Regions from separate parts of the Homo sapiens genome. Here region 1 is linked to region 2. The links are chromatin loops, found by intact Hi-C in ENCODE. Cell type or tissue: PC-9. All regions are shown on one strand. Each heading gives the region's core, and the rest is flanking DNA. Links, peaks and the distances in the headings are about the cores only. Region 1 has its middle 38 kb from the start of SLC2A10. Region 2 has its middle 7.0 kb from the start of ZNF334.

Region 1 (8,337 bases), core at 282-8,281, 230 kb before region 2:
TAAAAATTAGTCCCAGAATCCAGTATCACTGGCTTTGGTTGGCTTAGCTTTGGCCACGCCCTCATTCCTGAACCAATCATTGTTGCTGGGATGGTGGGGGTGGGGTGCTCTTATTGGTTAACTAGGAGATGGGTGGGGTCCCTGAGGAGCAGATCCGTAAGAGCTATCAGCTTAGAGGCGAATGGAAGTGGATGGCGTCCAAGCAACAGATGCCCGCTTCTGTGACTCCACCCCTTACGGAAAGTCTATGGGACTCTCTGAAATGTATGAGTGATACTGTTAGAAAGCGGCAAGAAAATGAAAAGAAAACGTGGATGTTTTCCATATTTGAGTTGATGCAGGCTGGAGACAACAGCTGCCAGAGCTGCAAGGCAGAACACCCTGAGAAGTGGAACCGGAGGATCCAGGCGCCTGTTGAAGGGATAAATGAGAGCCGTGGCGTGTGGATGGGACTCTTTCTGTCTTCCGTTTGGCTGAAGCTCCAAACGCCAGGAGTAACCCAGTGGGTAGCAAGCACCCTTCCCTCCACCTCTGCAGGAATTGCAAAAAGCAATGGTAAAAAAATTGGTTTGTGATCCTTACCCCAGTGCTCAAGGAGGTTGGAGAAGCTGAAAGAGAGGACTGGTTTTGATATGGTTTGGATTTGTGTCCCCACCCAAATCTCATGTCAAATGGTAATCCCCAGTGTTGGAGGAGGGACTGGTGGGAGGTGATTGGATCATGGGGGCGAATTTCCCCTTGCTGTTCTCGTGATAGTGAGTGAGTTCTCATCAGATCTGATTGCTTAGAAGTGTGTAGTGCTGGCCGGGTGCGGTGGCTCACGCCTGTAATCCCAGCACTTTGGGAGGCCAAGGCGGGCAGATCATGAGATCAGGAGATAGAGACCATCCTGGCCAACATGGTGAAACCCCGTCTCTACTAAAAATATAAAAATTAGCTGGGCGTGGTGGCGTGTGCCTGTAGTCTCAGCTGCTTGGGAGGCTGAGGCAGGAGAATAGCTTGAACCTGGGAGGCGGAGGTTGCAGTGAGCCGAGATCGTGCCACTGCACTCCAGCCTGGCGACAGAGCAAGACTCCATCTCAAAAAAAAAAAAAAAAAAAAAAAAAAGAAGTGTGTAGTGCCTCCCACCTCTCTCTCTTCCTCCTGCCCCAGCCATGTGAACACATTCCTTCTTTCCCTTTGCCTTGCTCCGTGAGTGTAAGTTTCCTGAGGCCTCCTCAGCCATGCTTCCTGTATAGCCTGCAGAACTGTGGGCCAGTTAAACCTCTTTTCTTTGTAAATTACCCAGTCTCAGGTATTTTTTTTAGCAGTGCGAGAACGAAGGGACTAATACAGGTTTGGAGACACGTCTTTGGAGAAACTATTGATACTTGGCGTCCTGTGGCATTTCCTTGCCATTAGCACCTCCAACGTTATGCTGGAGAAAAAGCCGTTCCAACTCTTCACCGAACGCCGAGTCAGAGAGATGTGGGGAAACCACCGAAAGAGCTTGCCCTGTGTCTTCTGGACAGACTAGTGCCAAACCCATGCCTGGAAATGGGTAGAAGTTAGGGACCATGGCCGCTCAGCCTCTGCAGGAAAATGGATTACTGCATCAGGAATGATGACTTTAGAGAAGGCCAAAGGTGTAAGTTTCTTCCAGCAGGTTCTGAACCTCCAGAGGCAGCTGGCCTGGGGTTATTTGGGATTCCCAGTGCAGGACTGCCTGAAAATGTGAGGCGCCCAAATGGGGCTGCTGGACCACAGGATGCCCAGGACCTGCAGGCACACTCAAGAGTGGCCTGCCAGAGGAGACACATTGCCTGCCTCCCAGGAAGCAAATTTGGAGGTTGCCAGTGGGAGAATTGCCAAGAACCGCCATCCCTCCCCTGGGACACACAAGCTAAGGAAAGAAGGAATTGGCCCTCTAAGTCCAGAAAGCACAAGATCACATCATCACAACACCAGCCAAGTAAAACATCCCTGCTCCTCACCTCTTCAGAGCCCAAGGGGGCTGGGGAGGAGAAGAAATGAGAGTGGAGGAGGAAAGAGGTTTAATATGAATGAAGTTTGGAGTTTTGACATGACTCGACATTCTAATGACTTCATTTAGACTGTTGCTACACTCAGAAGTGACTTGGAGACATTTTATTTTTATAATCATCACCATATTGTTATTGGTCATGATCTAAGGGTGAGGAGAAGGGCTAAAGGATCGGCCCAATGGATCATTCGGGGAAAGTAAAGAACTATCCCACCAGTTGTGTTTGAATGGGCAGTGAGAGGGAAAATCAAGTTGCTACTTGCACCCCTCTAACTCCCAACTTCCACTCTTTCAACATACCAGACATGAAAGCTGAGTAAATGACCTCAAAGGTACAGCGATGACAGGGTGTGGTGGTGGTAGTTCTTGGTTTCCTACATTGCATCTTCAAATCGGGTTTTAGAATGGATGACACTGGAAGGCTAGAAATCTCAGGTACTGACATGTGGGCTGGTTTATAATTGTCTTCAAAAATTCACCCACAATAGGATCAGACAAGTTAGTATGGCCATAGGTGCTACAATGGGAGAAAGTTTTAAATGCTGTTCAGATCGGAAGACATGGGTCAAAAAGATCAAGAAGAGTTGACATGAGGCAAACATTTTATATCTCCATTCAAGAGCTACCTGATGAGGTTTCACCCATCAGGGATACAATGAGAATTTACTGGGCGCCTAGCACTGTGCAGACACAATTCAAGCAAAAGGCAACCAACTCTGGCATCCAAGTGCAGGCCAGCAGCCAAGTTCTTCCTCCTTATGAGCTGACATCTGATTGACAGATGGCCCCAGAGAAAGCTTCTTGGATCATATCTCAGTAACCACTGGCCCAGCCTGTCAAATCCAGAGATTTAAGATGGCATAGCACCTTAAATCTGGAAGAACTTAGCAACTTTATAATGTCAAATCCAGGGGGAAAATACGCACACAGAGAAACCAGAAAAGCATAGAATGGTGGGGAGAAAGAAAGAAAGAAAATGAAAACACTGTTTCCATCGGCAGAATTAGCCTTTGCCAGGAAAACTGCAATGTTGTCTTGGTAGGCACATAATTCATTTTTCTACATGTTCAGAAGTAAAGAAAAAGCCAGACCCAAAAAGCCAGACCCTGGGGGAAATCGTGGATACTGTTTGTAACTTTGGCAAAGACAATATATTTGTGAACTCAGCCTCATGTGAAATGCTTGATAATCTCAAAAAGTAAATGCCACAGCGTGTCGTATACTGTGTGGTCTCAATGATGTGAGAATGTCTATATATCCCAATACCTGTCCTCGTTTCTAACTAGCTTGATTTATTGTCATAGACAAAAGAGTAGGTGAATGAATATATACCAAAATGTTGTTAGTAACTGGTAGGACATGGGCAGTTTTTATTTTTAATCTTTATAGTTTTCAGTATTTTCTAAAGTACTAAAAATTATTTTTATTTTTTTCTTTCACTGTCATAGCCCTTTCATTATAGAAGCAAGACATGAATGAGAATTCACAGAAACACATAGACAGTATAGAATGTTCTAAGTGGGGAGCTAGTCTTTCCTGTTCTTCCAACTGCCTTGAGATTGCCACTGTCAGAAATCTTGCTTTCTATTTTTCAGGCTGTTTTCTTTTCCTTTTTTTCTTTCTTTTTCTTTTTTTTCTTTTTCTTTTTTTTTTTTTGAGACAGAGTCTCACTCTATCACCTAGGCTGGAGTGCAATGGCGCGATCTTGGCTCACTTCAACCTCCACCTCCCGAGTTCAAGGGATTCTCCTACCTCAGCCTCGCGAGTAGCTGAGATTACAGGCGCCCACCACCACACCCTGCTAATTTTTGTGTTTTTAGTAGAGACGGGGTTTCACCACTTTGGCCAGGCTGGTCTCGAACTCCTGACCTCAGGTGATCCACCCGCCTTGGCCTCCCAAAGTGTTAGGATTACAGGCGTGAGCCACCACGCCCGGCCCAGAGACTGTTTCTATGAAACATTTATATCAGGAGTGAAAAGCCCTGGTAATGTGTAGCAAACAGGAGAGTTCAAGCGGCATGGAAAGGGAGTGGCTGTGACTCTGTGCCATCTGGTGGCTCTATTGCAGAATGCAGGCCCTGTCACCCAGGCTGGAATGCAGTGGTACAATCATAACCAGATCATTTTCAAGAGAAGCCAGAAATACCAAGTTATCTGCGAAATATTCCGAATTTCAAAGGTTGGCAACTAACTAAAAAGTTTTAAAAGTAATGTCTGGAACAAATAAAAACACCTGAGGGCCAGCATCCAAAGAATTGAGGCCTCTGCTTTAAGAAATAGATGTAGAGTGTTGTATTAATGATCAATTTCCAGGGATGAGATGAGGAATTTTGTTCATATACATTCCCTCCACTGCCCCTTATTCCTTTCAGCTCCTTGCTTTTATTAGTTAGATTATTACTAATTCTCCTACCAGTGGCCTTAATGACTTTATGTAATATATTTAAACTCCATTTTTCAATTCTATCAACTTTTTACAGCATCTACAATGAAAAAGGAAGAAAATCCTTCTTTTACCTGTTTGGTGCTAATGATTATGCTTTATTATTATTGTATGTTTGCAGCGTTCCAGGCACTTTACATTCACTCATTCATTCATTTATTCAACAAATATTAATTGTCTACTTATGTGCCAAGCACTTTTCTAGACACCGGGAGTACAGCAGTAAACAAAACAGGCAAAACGTCCTGCCCTTGGGGAAGGAATATTGTAGCAAGGGATATAGATATTAAATGAACAAGCAACATAGCTGTATCATATGTTAGATGGTGGTAAAGGGTCAAGGAGAAGCAATAAAGCAAGAAAGAAATGTGCAGTATGTGTGTGTGCATGCATGCATTTGCAGGGGTGTGTGTGTACATATTAAGTGTGTGCATGTGTATGAGCTCATGTGAGTGTGACATTTTAGCTGGGGTAGCCAGGAAAAGCCTTCCAGAGCAGATAACTCTTGAATAACTCTTGATGGAAGAGAGTGAGCCATACAAGTATGAGGCGTGGGCACATTCCTAACCAACGACACAGAAAGAGCTAAGGACGCCAGGCAGGGCGTGGCTGGTGTGTTGGAGGGACTGGGAAAAGATAGGCTAACTGAGCAAGGAGGATAATGGGAAAAGATGAGATTGGAGGAAAAGGCTGGGCTGTTCTTTGGGGGCCTGAGAGTTTCTGATAAGGAACCCTCTGAGTAAGAGGGGGAGCCGTGGGGAGACCATCTCAGAAGAGTCACATGAACTGACTTGGGTTTTAAAAGCCCCTTATGGCTGCTGCATGGAAGATAGATAGGGGGCAAGGAGCAAAGTAACGAGACCTGTTAGAAAGTAGTGGCATCCTCAATCTAGGGAGTGATGGTGATGATGGTGATGGAGGAGATGATGAGAAAGGTCAAATTCTGCAGAGCCTGCAGGATTTGCTAACAGATTGGATGTGGGAGTGCAAAAGAGGAGTTAGGGGTGACTGCGAGGTTTGTTTTTGTTGGTTTATAGTTTTGCTTATTTTTTAAAGACAGGGTCTCTCTCTGTCATCCAGGCTGCAATGCAGTGGTACAATCACAGCTCGCTGCTGCCTCAGACTCCTGGGCTCAAGCAATCCTGCCTCAGACTCCTGGGCTCAAGCAATCCTGCCTCAGCCTTCCAAGTAGCTAGGATCACAGGTGTGCACCTGTGATCTAATTAATCATGCCTGGCTAATTTTTTTTTTTTTTGATAGAGACAGAGTCTCACTATGTTCTCCAGGCTGGTCTCAAACTTCTGGCCTTAGGCAATCCTCCCACCTTGGCTTCTCAAAGTGCTGAGATTACAGGTGTGAGCCACTGTGTCTGGCCCTCCAAAGTTTTTGATCTGAACAATTGGAAGGATAGGATTGCCTTTTCACTATCTTCCTATGTAGGTAACTTGATCTGTCATCAGAGAAAAGAGATTACACGGGTATATACAAAAATATTGTTAACAATTATGTCTGTGTGGTAGGTCATAGGTGATGTTATCTTTCTTTATGTTTTTCAATATTTTTCATTTTTGAATATAAAAACTGGATTACTATTATTATTTTTTAAAATTTGGGGCTTTCAGGCATGACAAGGCTATACTCAATGGACCAGGTAAAAACACTCTCTACCTTGTTGGATTCTGTATTAGTCAGCATCTGCTGCATGACAAACAACCCCAGGCTCTTTTTTTTCTTTTTTTTTGAGACAGAGTCTTACTCTGTTGCTCAGGCTAGAGTGCAGTGGCGTGATCTGGACTCACTGTAACCTCCGCCTCCCAGGTTCAAGAGATTCTCATGCCTCAGCCTTCCAAGTACATGGGACTACAGGCGTGTGCCATCACACCCCACTAATTTTTGTATTTTTAGTTAAGATGGTGTTTCATCTTGTTGTCCAGGCTGGTCTTGAACTCCTGGCCCCAAGTGATCTGTCCACCTCGGCCTCCCAAACTGAGATTACAGGCATGAGCCACTGCACCTGGCCTCCCAGGCTCTTAATTAGTGTTTCTTTCTCGCTTTCTGAGATGTGAGTTGGCTGGAGCAGCCCTGGTTCAGGCTACTGGTAGGGTTCAGATCTATTCCAGGTTTTTCATTCTAGGACCTGGGCTCTAGATGTCTCTGTGATCATTAAACTCTTTCCCTGCTTCATCTCTGCTGTTTCGGTGTAATGGGTCTGTTACTGCACAGTGGGTATACGAATCTGTTGGTCCTATAACAATAGTATCCAGACAATAATCACTGTTTGGCATTAGGTCTAGCTTTGGCTTTTGAAAAGTCAAAAAGAGAAATACTCACTTTATAGTTACTTCTGGCGCGCCTAACACTATGTGACATCAGAGATTCTATAGTCATGTGGGCTTCTATCAATCTAATCAAAAAACAAACAAAGCATGTTATTCACCGTCAAGAGGTAACTTGGAGGTTTTATTTTTTTAATCTCTTTATTGCTTTAGATATTGAAATTCTATTGATCAGCTTAAGGATCCATGTAATATTTATTTTGCTGAAGAGGAAGCTTTGGGGATCATATCTCGGTAACCAACAACCCAACCTGTCAAACCAGGAGAGGCAGGATGGCATCAGTCCCAAATCTGGAAGAATTTAGCAACTTCATTGTGCACCAAATTCAGTGGAAACACACACACACACACACTATGAAAGCCGTGATTTAATATGCAAAAACAGTTGCTAAAAATGCAAATATTTCAACAAAAGAGAATTCATGTGACTATTAAGAGAGTATGTTAACTAGATAATCTTGGAAGACCTAAATTGGGTCAACAAACGTTTTGATTTTAATACAATTTTAATACAAAGCAAAACTAAATAAATTAGAGTTTACTATAATGTGGAAATGGGCAATAATGTTTTGGTGTGCCACCCTTCAAAATGTTAAACAGAATCATTTTTAAGAACTGAATTTTATTTGTTATTTAATTTCATTTAGAATAGGAGACTTTCAACCTAATATAACCTACCTGGGAATGTTTCTCATCTCATGAGAATCAATTAAAAGCAGAATGTCAGCTTTTCCAGTTAAACATTTCATTAGGAGGAAAAACTCCAAAAGCACGTGCCAAAGCATCCACGATAAATCATTTTCTATCCTTGGATGAGACCCAGCATGTGAGGGTCTGGAAATGCTTTCAGAGGGTGTCTGAAAATGTTGTGTCTCACGTCAAAATGCCATCCTCCTCCTCCTCTGCCACAGATGGAAAAAATATTTACACTGGAAAGTAAAATGAACAAATATGGAAACTGAGTCTGGCCCTGGGACAGCGGGAGCTAGGGACAGCCCTGGGTGGGGTAGGAAGCCCTGCTTCTGGGGGAAAGGTGTTGGTGGATCCCCGCCCTGTGGTTGCATTGCCCTTCGCAGCTGGGAAAGAGCTTTCCTACCCAGTATCTCAGTGAATCTGCCCGGCAGCCCTTTGGGGTGGGGGCTGCTGCTGCCCACATCTTACAGTTAAGGAAACTGAGGCTCAGAGAGGTTAAATCCCCTGCCAGAGTTCACAAAACTAGCTAAGTAGCTGCAGCAGAATCAAACCCAGGTCTCCTGACTGCACCTTCTGAACCCTTCCTCTTGGCCAGGCCACCCCCTCTCTACGCGCTCCGTCTGCACCCCCATCCCTCCCTCCTGTAGCTCCTCTCGCAGTTCAGTTTTGTGCCCGAGAACCCCATGATCCTCGATCAGGTCATGACCAAGACCACAAATAAAACCCCTGGTGAACACGAGGGCAGGGCCACACTGCAGGGCACCAGCCGGAGTGACAGCCTGTCTGGCTCGGTAGTGACTAGTGACTCCCCCATCTGGGGGGGTGTGCAAGCGGAGCTGGAC
Region 2 (8,337 bases), core at 282-8,281:
GGGATGGGGGATAAAGGGTTCTTATATCCAAGGCCTATAGTAGGGACTACTGAAATGCAGACCAAATAGGGGTCCCAGCAAGCCCTCAGGGGATCTGAAGCACTTGCAAGACCTGAAATTGAAGCTTTGTCAGCAAGGAGATATTGCTGAACTTCTCTGAAAACAACTGCTGTGCCTTTCTCCTGCTGAAAGAAAAACCAGAAGTTAAACCAATGATCGATGCCAGTAGTGGTGAAATTTTTTCTTATTTTTTTCTCTAATGCCTTTGTAAACTGAATCCTATAGTATATTAATAGATTCAAATCTTTTATAAGTTCATTTATAGATATTCTGTGAAGGGGAGTTTCCTCTCCCAAACTGGACTGAAGCTGGGACAGGAGACAGGGAAGATGCCCAATGGACTAAATAAGCCAGCTCAGGAATTAAGCAAAGCAATGAAGGAAGAGTTGCCCCAACAAGGTCAGGTAGTGGAGGGGAAATGAGTACCTAGGAGGAATGACTTGAGACCTTGTACACAAAAGCCATGAGGTGGCTTTATCAAGCACTAACCTTAAATTCAGCACCAGGGGTGAAGGACAGCTACCCTGAGTTCTACTGAGATTTCTTCTGGCCCTAAATTAAGGCTGATCTTCCAGGTCAGGGCTTCTCCACAAATCAAACCTTATTTTCCAGCTGATTGTGTAATATCTCAACCCCAATAACTGAATTAGAATTAATCTCTTTTCTGTCTCTTCCCTTATTAATAGGACCTCATCCCAAATTGTCTTTATTTCTCCCTTGCATCAAAGTTAGTATAGCGTAATTGCATAATAGTTATGAGCTTGGGCTCTGGACTCAGACAGCCTGTGTTTAAATAAAAACTCTGTGGCTTCCTAGTGGTGTAACCCTGTGCAAATTTCCGTTTTTGACCATTGTGAGTCTTTGCTTGATCAGTTCATTTAACAAATATTTGTTAAGTTCCTCCAATATATAAAGGACATGTCTGGGTCTTGGGTATACAGCTGTGCTTCTTATATAAGCTGCACTCTCTTGGGATGAAACAGGCAGCACACACATACTCAAAAAATCCATAAAATAATTTCAAAGTGATAAATATTATAAAGAAAATTAAAGAAGACATTGTGGTACAGAGTAACTTAAGGGAGAGACTTTAGCTGGAATACTTGGAGGAGCCATCTTTGAAGAGATGAGATTTGAGTGGAGATCTGAAGGGATGAGATGGAACCAGCCATCTATCGAGTCAGAATAAGAGAGTTCCAGGTACAGGGTAGCAAGTACGCAAGCTCTGAGGTAGGAAGGACCATGTCATGTGTTTTAGTTTCCTAGAGATGATGTAACAAATTAACACAAACTGAATGGCTTGAAACAACAGGAGTTAATTCTTTTGCTGTCCTGGAGGATCGAAGTCCAAAGTCAAGCTGTCAGTAGGGCCATGCTTCCTCGAAAGCCTCTATAAGCATTCTTATCATACCCCACTAGGCAAGGGCCCAACTGAAGGGACATCCGTATCATATCCTGCTGGGCAAAAGTCCAAGGAAAACCCTATTCACATCCCACTGGAGAAAGGGCCAGACTACCTGATCATAAGCACATCTTTTCAATATCCTGTTGGGCAGCAAGCCATACTGCCCAGACCCCTCCTCCCCATACCTATAAGTACCCCAGCCTGTAATCAGCAGAGGGCTCTGGCATTAAGCTGGTCCCCTACTTCTGCAGGTTTTTGCAATATACCTATGTTGCTGTTGAGCCACCCTCTGTGTGTGTGCGTGTCTTTCTTTAACCCTCGCCTTCCCTTCAAAACCTAACAGGAAGCTCTGAGAGCAGGGACCCTGTTGGCATCATCTTTGAAGTGCCTACGATGCCCAGCTGAGCTACAAGAATTCTCTAACTCTGAGATTCTTCTCCAACTGCCTACTGGCATTTGGACCCAGATGGCAAACCCAACATGGCCAACCTGAATTCTTCCTCCTCCCAGACCACTTCCATCCCCCTCCTACACCTAACCCCCTGGGTCATCCCAGATCTCCTGCCCCCTCCACCCCTCACATCGAATCAGTTACTTCCTTCTCCATGACCATTGCGTGCTGGGCCATTGTCTCAGTCTCCTCTTTGGTCTGCTTGCCTCCAGCCTCTCCCACTCTCCTCCCTTTCCCCACACACTGCCCACAACATCCAAGGGCACCTGTCAGGTAGTCATTGTGTGCATGAGCTTCAGGGTAAAACTAGACCTGAAGTGAATACTTACCCCACCACTCTCTAACAGTGTGGTCACAGGCAAGTTATTTATTAGAGTGACAACTTGTCCCTGTTTGCCCAGGACTGCCCCACTTCTAGCATTGAAAGACCCAAGTCTTGGGAAAATTCTATTTCTATTTCTATTTATAAATTATTGGATGTATATTTATATTTAACGTAAGCTTAGTTTACATATTTGTGAAATAGGATCTATAGTATTACTTAACATGTAGCATTGTTCTGAGGATTAACTGTTATAAGAGGTAGAAACTGCTTGCTTGTAGCAAGCCTAAAATGCATTTCATTCTATTCTTTCACAATACTTCCCCCCATTTGGAATTCTATAGCTGTCTGTAATCATCTACATACTGTGGTCTTTCTCACCAGATTCTGAGTAGGCAGTGACCATGCATGACTGGCTTCTTCACCGCTGAGTCCTCTAATCTAATACCATGCCTGGCACATAGTAGGTACCCCCAAAATATTTGTTGGATGAATAAATGAATGGATAATGAATAAAGACTAGTTTTAATCTTAATACCCAAGACCTTTTGCTGAAATCTGGTTCCTTGAGAAAGTTTTGAGGCACAGATTGTGACTTTTTGGAGTTCTCCGGTTGCTAGCAACAGAAAGCATCTCTGGCGAACTAAATCAAAAGGGAATTTGATTTCTATTGGAGTTGGAAAACAAAAAAAGAAAAGAACCAGGGAGAACTCTGGAGATCCATGTAGCTGGAGCTAATGGGCAGTTGCTTCACAGCATTCATGTCAGTATGAACAGGATGAACATTCTACTCAGGATTCAAAATCAAATCCATGATATGCTTGGTTCAGACAATGTGCTTGTATCTAGACCAGGAGCACAATGGGCAACTTGGACCATCTTTCAAGGGCTGTTATTGACAGTTGTACAGGTTGGGCACTCCTCAATTCCAGTAGGCACCACTCATCACAGTCTGAATGGATGGATTCTCTGGAGTTATGCAGTGCACAGCCTATGAGAGTGTATACAGGAGACCTGAGTGGTGGTGGTATAGTTCCCCAAAGGAAAATTGAAGTGTTTGTTATGAGAAAAAGGAGGACCAGAAGAAAAAACAACACGTCCACCACAAATGAATTGACTCGAGTTAACAGCTGTGGGAGGTTGACATTATTTGATGTATCAGCAAGAGCTAGGCCTTCCCAGGCCTTCCTCAGCACTTGCTATCAGCCAGGCCTTCTTTACCTTGCAGCCACAGACACTGAGCCTTCACAGCGAGGTCGCCTGACAAAGCAACAACAAAGTCAGTCTGACAACCACTGGCCTGTGCCAATGCTGCCACTTAGTGGCCTTCATGGAAACCACACTATCCAGTGTGGGCTTGCCAGTCTGCCTTCTTCTTACCTTGTCCCTCTCCCTCCATTCCTTCCCTCCCCTCCCCTCCTCTGCCCTGCCCTCCCCTTCCCTCCTGCAATGCTGGAACTCCTCCTTCTTTGGTTTGGTAGTAAACCCTACCTATACCTTTCTTTTGGCTTGGAATTCCTCTCCTTGATCACTATTTGACCATCTTTATTGGTTATTGGTGTAAAGCAACATCATTTATTATTATTATCTGTCATGATTCTGAAGGTTCACTTATAGGCGGTCCACACTCAGGCAGGTGGTGGCTGGGGATGGAGTCCTCTTGAAGGCTTTCTTATTCACATGTCTGTTGGCTAGGACCTTAGCTGGGAATTTTACCCACAATGTCCACACATGGCCTCCTCATGTAGCCTGGGCTTCCTCATGGCATGGCGTCCAGGTCCCAAGAGTGAGCATCCTCAAACAGAGAGCTGGGCGGAGACTGTATTGCCTTTTATGCCCAGGCCTTGTTAGTCACGTGGCCTCACTTCCACCATATCCTTTTAGTTGAGGCAGTCATGAAGGTCTATCCAGGTTTCAGGGGAGGGGACATAGAGTCCACCTTTTGATGGGGGAGTGATGCAGTAAGAAGAGAAAGTAGGATGGGAGATATTGTAATGGGCATCTTTGGAAAATACAACATGCTTCACCATAACAAACAAGGCCCAACTAGCCAGCCATGTCATTCATAGGCCTGACTGGAGCTCAAACCTGGCAAACTGCACCACACTCTCTGGCCTCTGCACATACTGTTCCTTCTGACCAGAGGAATCCTCTTCACCCTTGGCTGCCAATTCTAATCTATCAGATCCACACTGAATGTTCGCTTCCTCCTGGAGGCTACTTCTGAACCCACTGTCCAGGGTGAGCAGCCATCTCCTCTCTGCCCACAGTACTTGTTCTTATCTCCCTCATAGCACTCATTGCACCTGTCCTGCAAAGGGCTAAACTCTACTTAGACAGGATCTTGCCTCAGGTGCCATTTCCATTTCACTGGCTCACCTCCCATCAACATTAGCTTTCAGGAGGTTTGAATTCACAATCCCCACAGTTGGTCCTCCTCTCACCAAAGGTGATGTGGGACAGCTGAGCCCCCAAAGTGGGGCTTAACCTACGAGTGTTCTTGCCTTCACCCAGGAAAGAACTCAAAGGTGAGCTGGTGGTATCAGAAAACAATCTTTCATTCAACAGTACTGCTCCTTGCAGAGCAGGGCTAACTCATAGGCAGTATGCCCTGAGTCAGCAAACTATAGACTCTTGGTAACTATTTATACTCATGTAAACCCACTTTCAATTACATGTAAATTAAGGAGTGGATCAATGCAAATTGAGGGGCAGGTTATTTATAGCTTTCTAGAAAATGAGTGGTAACTTCTGGGCCATTGCCATGGCATTTTAAAACTGTCATGGCACTATGGGAGTATCTTACGCTATGAGCAATGAGGGCAGCCAGGGATCACATTTGTCCCCATCTGCTGGTTCCTGCTGGTTTCTTCACTTGATCCTGTCTGGATCAGATCCTGTTTTGATCAGCAGGGTTGTGACCAGAAAACAAGCCCTGTTGGTCTTCTACCTCAGAGAGAGGTGGGATTTGAAGCTCTGTGGAAATAAGAGTCATTCCGGATTCTGAATGACCCTGATAAGAAAAGAAGGAATCAGGGGCCAGGCCCCTGAAAGCTGGGCTGGCAGGACTCACAAGGGGCAGGATGGTGTGTGTGACAAAATTGTTTTGGGTACCAGGGACCTTGCAACAGGGAGAGGTTGTGATACCTCCAGACTCAGAGAGACCTCCAGTGTGGGAAGCAAGTCTTTCTCCTCCTCATTTACTTTAGCTCTGGAACACCTTATAATTCTCTTCGCCTCACACTATGCTTCAAGTGTTCTTCCCCTTCCTCCTCTGCACCACCCTTTGGAGCACTGTCCAAATATCTCTTCCCAGAAGAAGCGCTCTCTAACCCACAGACATTGTCTACTCCTGTATTATGTGAATTTCTCCTTTGTAGCCTTTACTACATTTTAAATTAAATAATCTTTTGCAGTATCAGGTTTTTTTGTATATCTCATCAACTAAAATGTAGATTTGAGTGGAGGTCACTAAAAAAAAGCTTGCAGGGAAATCTAGAACCTTAAATTCTTTTTTTTTTTTTTTTATGAGAGGAAGTCTCACTCTGTCACCCAGGCTGAGTGCAGTGGTGTGACCTCAGCTCACTGCAATCTCTGCCTCCTGGGTTCGAGCGATTGTCCTGTCTCAGCCTCCCAAGTAGCTGGGATTACAGGTGCCCACCACCACGCCTGGCTAATTTTTATATTTTTAGTAGAGACAGGGTTTTACCACGTTGGCCAGGCTGGTCTAGAACTCCTGACCTCAGGTGATCCACCTGCCTCAGGCTCCCAAAATGCTGAGATTATAGGTGTGAGCCACTGCACCCAGCCTTAAATTCTTATATTGACTGTGTCTAACTGAAGATGTTAAAATAAGAACAGGATAATTTAAAAAATCTATTTATTAATTAATTAATTTATTTATTCTGAGACCAGCTTATGAGACTGGATAATTTTTGTATTTTTGGTAGAGACAGGGTTTCACCATGTTGCCAGGGCTGGTCTCCAACTCCTGGGCTCAAGTGATCCACCCACCTCAGCCTCCCAAAGTGCTGGGATTACAGGTGTGAGCCATGTGCCCAGCAAAGAACAGAATAATTTTTTAATGATGAGGAAGAACATAATGCAGATAAAAGGAAGCAATCAATGAAATAGCAAAAAGAAACAATAGAAAGGATTAACCAAACCAAAAGCTAATTTTTTTTAAGTATTAACACAGCCTCCTGCTGTTTGGCCGGGTTCCTAACAGGCCACAGACCACTTCACACATCCTTATAAAGCTCAGGTGCAAGCACACTGACACCTGGATTACAGCAAAAGACCCTGAAGCACAGACAGAACCCATCTGAACCATGCCCAGATAGTCAATGTAGCTGGTATGCTAAATAGCACATCTTAAGAAATAATTTTTAAGTAGCAAATTTTAGTCTTCCACCACTCTTTAAACTTTTTTGAGGGAATCTCCCACTGGATAAAAACTCAGCAGAATCCAAGGTTTTCTGCTTCCTTTGAGGATAGACAGACCTGCAGTCATTTACCATAAACATAGTATCTATTTAGTAATTAGAATACCAGGACCTAGATATTGACCCTACAATCTTCATCCAAAGTGAATAAATGAAGATTACTTCAACTCTCTAATCTTCAAGTCAATCTTCATTTGCTTCCTCTTCCGGCTGAAACAGAAATACTAGGAAGAGAGAGGGCAGGGTACAGTGTAAGATGTCATGTACATGTTATGTAAAATGCATACAGTGCCTGGGTTATAGAGTTTATTTGGGAGGTGATTCCAGGAAGCAGGGATGAGAGACTGGAGATAATGAGATAAAGAAGGAGAAACGCCAATGTAAGCAGGTGAAAGTAAGGTCCCTGCTATGGACAACAGGGATTTGATTCTTCCAATAACTCTGAGAAGCATATGGAATGCTCCCAGAATTGTCTCCTGGAGGACTAAATGTTAAGACATTTGTTCATCATTATTTCCAGTGGAACTGTCTGCCACCTCCAAGACCCAAGATCTCTATCCCAACAAAGTTAGGAACCGGGCCGCACAGCAAGAGGTAAGCAGCAGGCAAGAGAGCACTACTGCCTGAGCTCCGCCTCCTGTAAGATCAGCGGTAGCATTAGACCTCATACAAGTGGGAACCCTATTGTGAACTGCGCACGTGAGGGATGTAGGTTGTACACTCCTTACGATAATCTAATGCCCCCCAACCCTGTCCATGGAAAAATTGTCTTCCATGTAACTGGTCCCTGGTGCCATAAAGTCTGGGGACCACTGCTCTATGGGATCAATTAATCCTACCATACAAGGCATCAGCCTAAAACAGCCATCCTGATAGAAGTATGATATTGCTTAGTAAAGGCTCAGCTAAGGCAGAGGTTTTGGAATGACACCCTAAGAGTTTTGGGTGTTGTCCACCAGGATGTAGCTTATGTATGGAACCAGTGGCTGATATATGCTATTGTATCCTCAAGTGGCTGGAAACGAAGTGATGACAGTAGAATTAACCTGTTTCATCATCACTCCCACTTTCTGAATTTGTGCTTTCCATCCCTGTAACTTTTATTATTTATTTATTTATTGAGAGTCTCGCTCTGTCACCCAGGCTTGAAGAATTGGAAATTTTGTTTATTTAATAAAATTTCTGTTAAAATAGTGGCAAATTTTGGTGCTTTCTTTGCTTTTTTTTGGTTTCCCTTCACAGAGTATTTAAAATACATCCAGAAAATCTTAGAAAAAGCAGATTAATGTTAATATGTATGAAATTTCTTTAATTTGTAAAAAGTTAAATTCTGGTTCCTTGCAGGAACATGTATAGACAAGAGGTATGTAAGAATTTAGATGACATTGCAAAGCAGTGGGCAAAAAATGATGTTTTCAATAAATCATATCAAGACAAGTAGTTATATCTGAAAAAATATGAAAATTATATTTGTAATTCAAATATTACATCAAATAAATTAAAAATGGCTACTTATATTCTATCTTCACCTTCACATTGCTGGTAGACATTTGGTTGCTTCCCTCCACCTTTTTAAAAGTTATTATGATTGGCTGGGCGTGGTGGCTCACGCCTATAATCGCAGCACTTTAGGAGGCTGAGGTGGGCAGGTCAC

Evidence for each region. Peaks named below come from ENCODE experiments on the same cell type or tissue, not always from the same donor. Only the 100,000 strongest peaks of a DNase experiment are listed, where the experiment ranks them.
Region 1: it touches region 2 in a loop (22-fold over the local background); 6 of 110 quality-filtered maps call a loop at or near these places.

Annotation. Positions count from the first base shown.
Region 1 is chr20:46,743,861-46,752,197 of GRCh38, reverse strand. No RefSeq gene overlaps it. Among named protein-coding and RNA genes, the nearest start is that of SLC2A10, 38 kb to the right of the region's middle. In PC-9, for the core only: CTCF peaks have their summits at 3,844 and 4,045 (motif pointing left); DNase peaks (open chromatin) are centred at 4,067 and 5,017; H3K27ac peaks cover 384 bases.
Region 2 is chr20:46,516,393-46,524,729 of GRCh38, reverse strand. No RefSeq gene overlaps it. Among named protein-coding and RNA genes, the nearest start is that of ZNF334, 7.0 kb to the right of the region's middle. In PC-9, for the core only: a CTCF peak has its summit at 3,551 (motif pointing left); a DNase peak (open chromatin) is centred at 3,569; H3K27me3 peaks cover 2,532 bases.